2 separate regions of the Homo sapiens genome follow, and region 2 is linked to region 1. A link is a loop called in an ENCODE intact Hi-C map of the cell type or tissue named here. Cell type or tissue: A673. All regions are shown on one strand.

Region 1 (2,500 bases):
ATCCCAGCTACTGGGGAGGCTGAAGCAGGAGAATCGCTTGAACCTGGGAGGCGGAGGCTGCAGTGAACGGGGATGGCCCCACTGCACTCCAGCCTGGGCAACAGAGCAAGACTCTGTCTCAAAAAAAAAAAAAAAAAAAAGAAAAAGAAATGACATGACATTGCTTTCTTCTCAGCACTCTGCAATTTCTCAACATTCTATCCAAACTAAACAGTGCATTAGAAAGTTACTCAAAATGTAATGTTTTAAATCATAAAGGAAAGCATTCTTAATAAAAAGTAGCAAATAGAATTATGATTTTTGTTCTGTATTGTCTGCTTTGTGAAAAATATATTTCTACCCAAATTCCAGGGATTCTTACTTTATTTTCCAAATTTTTCCTATAAAAAATAAGTTACTACTATAGCAATATTTTCCCTCCCTGATTTTATTTCCCGCTCATTTATTCTAGTTTTCTGCACATAGCAACCACAGAAATCTCTGTTATAAGCTGCTTATAGCACTAGAATCCTTGGCAACATTCAGGAATGAATATATCTTAAAACTATGAGAACAATTAGCTGAATACCATAGTTTCAAATATCTCTAAAGTGCTATTTCTGCTGAATCTATCCCAGATCTGTCAATTCTTATGAGTAATACATCTCTCTTTATCCTCATCCAGGCAGACTAGTGAAGGCTGCAGCAGAATAAACTGGTTCATAAGTTTGCTCATTATTACTGTGTTTTAGAGCTAAAGACATGAATTCCCTGCATGTATAGCTGAACTACTGATTATTTAGTATGTATGTATATATTTTATTTCCCAACAAAAGCGGCAAATAATGGGATAATCTTTATTCAGATTTTGAGAATGTTTTAGTCTGTAGGTAAGAATTTAGCTGTTAGCATCATAGCTATTTGAATCAATGGAATATTGGTGGGCTGCTGTGCTTTATCAACATATTTTACCTAGAAATAAGCAGAAATTAAGACAATGAATGTGACTCTTTGCATAAGGTTCTCCTGTTTGTTGACAAATTTGTAAGTGAGTGATGGATTAACATCTACCCCAAAAAACCTCATCACATTTAGGCACAGAAAGGGCCAGTAAAGATACAATCACAGCCTCTTCTCTTAAACTCCTTCAATAATGAGGCTTACCAGAATCAAGATTAATCATACACATCCATGTGTGCACATGGATACATATAGAGATATGTATGTGTACCTATTATTTTAAAGCATATATATAACCATATACAGCAAAGTATGAAAAATACTGCATTAGCTAAAATATAATTAAGACTATCCCCAAAAAGCCCTAATGAGTCATTTCTTTATTCTTTTTTAAAAGTTTCCTCTTAAGCCCATATATAGAGAAGGCACGGGGGAGGTTGATAATCAGTAGAATGAGGAATTTTTTCCACGTTGTATTCACCAGCAGGTTGTTCCAGTCTAATGATTCATGACCTCTTAGGTATATGATGGGACAGCTTGCTCTTGGCAGGGTTTGGCATGAGTCACTCCATAGCAGATTCACGGTCCTCGATGACCAAACCATGCAGTTTGCCCATGAAGGGCTCACAGCCCACCACAAGGCGGCACCCCAGGGAAGGAAGAGCCTAAGGTTGGAAGGTTCCAGTGAAAAATACACACTGCGCTGTATGAGGGAAGTGGCATGCATCAACATGATATATAAAAACACACAATTCACTGATGAAATACTGCATTTGTGTAGTAATGTCAGCATCTGATGACAGTATTATCTTCAGTACTTTGAAAAGGATTGGTTGAAGGGGCAAAATTAATTTGACCTGTGATTAGGGCCCTAAGGCAATCTGGAAGATTGATGTAATCTGGAAGAAGATAACAATCTATTAAATGTTAGACTGACTGTTTTTTTCTCTTTAAAAAAAATCAAGATTCTTCAGATACTTTTCTCAATTTCACACAAATACAAAAAGTTACCCTTTATTATTGATACCAGGGCGCTAAAGTTATTCCATAAGGGCCAGAGAGTAAAGGTTTAAGCTGTGCAGGCCATATAGTGATCTCTGTCACTCTGACATTGACGTCATGAAAGTAGCCATAGACAATTAGGTAAATAAATGGACGTGGCTGTGTTTCAATAAAATTTTATTTATAAACACAGGCACAGATTCGGCCCCACAGGCCATAGTTTGCCCTAAACCCAGGCAAACATCTTACGTTGAGTTGACTAGGCATCTGAGAATTTGGAGAGAATTTTCAGGCCAGGTGCGGTGGCTCACACCTGTAATCCCAACACTTCGGGAGGCCGAGGTGGGCGGATCACGAGGTCAGGAGTTCGAGACCAGCCTGGCCAACATGGTAAAACCTCGTATCTACTAAAAATACAAAAATTAGCTGGGTGTGGTGGTGCATGCCTGTAATCCCAGCTACTCGGGAGGCTGAGGCAGGAGAATCGCTTGAACCCAGGAGGCGGAGGCTGCAGTGAGCTGAGATCGCACCATTGCACTACAGCCTGGGCAACAGAGTG
Region 2 (2,500 bases), 490 kb after region 1:
ACCAGGCTGAGGCTGGGAACAGTTAGTCACAATCACAGGTATTGTTAGGGTCATTTATGAGGTGAGTCATAAGTAATTTGTTAACAATAACAAAGCGTGGAAGTGTCCCAATGATGTGCTCCTTCACAGATTAGAGCAGATTCAAGGTTATCACTATAGCAATGATGTAGCCCAATATGCTTTGTTGAGTGAGTTTGCTCCTGAGAGTGTGTTGCACACATTTGCATACTGATTGCAATGTAGATCAAGGCAAACAAGAAAAAATAAAAACAAATGAAAGTCAACTGATTCAGGCTAGAGAAGTATTGGACCTCTTCTGATTTTCACTGTGAGCGAGAAGTCAGTTCGCTGGCTCCATCTTTCCTCCCATGACCCACAGTAGGAACAGATCGGGGGAGGAGGGCAATGCTGCCTTTATTTATAGGAAGCAGCAGAGAAATCCTTTTTAAATGATTTATTTTAATAATGTAAAAAGTGAAACCATATAATTTGTATTTTCTTAGCACTTTGTGGATTATAAATATTCTCACATGCCTTATCACTTAGATGATCAGTTTGGCTTATGTGAAAGACCTGCAGTTGAAGGCTGACTTAGCAAGGATGTCATCTAAATGGGATCTGAGGGTTGGAGTCTTTATCCATGGAATACAAACCAGCCTGTGTTAGGAATTATGTAATCCATACTTTCCCAAAAGCACACCTCACACCCAATGCATCTTTAAAAAAAAAAAAAGGTTGGAAGTGAAGGGGATCAGGATATGCCACCATAAAATATGCTATTTCGGCATAAGGATTATTTTGAGCTGAAAGCAATTGAGAATCAACTGGTGCTGCAAAAGTTCTCTGCCTCCCTTTTGTCTGCATAAAAGTAGGGCATAAATTTATCATGAAAAAGGTGCCCTCCCTTTATCAGGAAGAGAAGCATAACTCTTATCACTGAAGATGGGGAGTTGATGCTGAGATCAGTCTGCATAAACAGAATTTACTAAAATAATCCTTCTCTTCTATTAGTTCCCCCCATATATTTCCTAGTGACTTTCCCACAATTTATCACCCCTAGAAGCTCCAACTCTCTTTGCTTTTTCTAGCCACTTTCTCACAATTTATTGCCCTTCATAAAAATGATATATAAGCCCTCATTATAACCACTTCTTTGAGACTTCTTTTCTGCGAACAGTCATGTACATAAAAATACTAAATAAAAACTGTACCTTTTCTCCCGCTAATTTGTCTTTTGTCAGTTTAATTTGCAAGTCCCAGGTATTGAACCTAAGACGATAAAGGAAACGTTTTTTCTTCCACAACAGAAGGAAGGGATGGAGGAAGGAAAGGACTGAGGGAGAGAGGGAGGGAGCAAAGGAGGAAGGGAGCGAGGGAGGGAGGGAGAGAGGAAGGAAGGAAGGAAGGAAGGAAGGAAGGAAGGAAGGAAGGAAGGAAGGAAGGAAGGAAGGAAGGAAAATGTTTTTCTTTTATTTGTCTGACACTCAAGCAACTTTGGGATTGTATCTCTTGGCTTCCAGTTTGTCCTCCAGTCTCACAAGGCAGATAATAGCAGGAAGGCCTAGATGCTGACCATGGAAACCTGAAATACATAGTTGAGGGCATATCACTTTCTCTCCAGAACCAAAGCCTTTACCCTGTTCTCCCACAAAGCCTCCTAGAGTCCACATCAGCCCCACATCAGCACTCAGTAGAGACTGGCTCTAAATCTCTCATCACCGTGGGTTGTCACACCTAGATAAGTCCTGTGATTTAAACAGTGACCTTTTCAAATGGCTTTGCCACTTAATTACACAGACTGTACACTTATGAGTAAAAAGAAACATACCTCCACGTACAATCACTGAGACAGACAAGGTAGAATTCTTTATTTATTATTATTTCAGGATTTTGATGTGATTGTTTGGTATCTGCTAGACTCAATGGACATGTAACTTCACAACTGAAGACTTCTTTTACTTCATTTCACACCCCGCAACATGCCAGTTATTTTTCTAAAATACAAATCTTTTTATGTCATTCACCAACTCAAAATTCTTCGGTGGTTAATTCCCCCATTGTCTATAGAGAAAAATTATAATTCTTTAGCTTGACATACAAATCCCTTTCAATATTTGAATCCTGCCAAATTTGTAGCCACAACTACCAATAGTCTACTCCTCCCCATCCCCCACAATAACATATTAACTCCAGTCATATCATATTAGTTCTGATTCCCTGAAAAACACCATGATTTTAAGGTAGAAGTCTTTATTCCCATTTTAGTGAATGTGATTCACTCCAATACCTTCATCCCCTAACAGGACTGTAAACATCTTGAGGCCTTTGATCATGTCTTTTTGCATTCTTTGCAATGCCTTGGCTAGAGCTAGACACATAATGACAAATGTTAAATGGTTACCTATAGAAACATTGGCCTCCCTTGGTTTTATTAAATTCTTGCTACCAAGTTTTTGGTGCTGTTATTGTTTTTTTGGGCTATTTCTCTGCCTGAGTGCTA

Evidence for each region. Peaks named below come from ENCODE experiments on the same cell type or tissue, not always from the same donor. Only the 100,000 strongest peaks of a DNase experiment are listed, where the experiment ranks them.
Region 2: it touches region 1 in a loop (3-fold over the local background); 5 of 110 quality-filtered maps call a loop at or near these places.

Annotation. Positions count from the first base shown.
Region 1 is chrX:45,823,175-45,825,674 of GRCh38, forward strand. No RefSeq gene overlaps it. Among named protein-coding and RNA genes, the nearest start is that of LINC02595, 27 kb to the right of the region's middle. In A673, a CTCF peak has its summit at 1,558 (motif pointing right); a DNase peak (open chromatin) is centred at 1,577.
Region 2 is chrX:46,317,281-46,319,780 of GRCh38, forward strand. No RefSeq gene overlaps it. Among named protein-coding and RNA genes, the nearest start is that of LINC01186, 9.1 kb to the right of the region's middle. In A673, no CTCF peak of the experiment used is centred here; a DNase peak (open chromatin) is centred at 1,471; H3K27ac peaks cover 2,455 bases.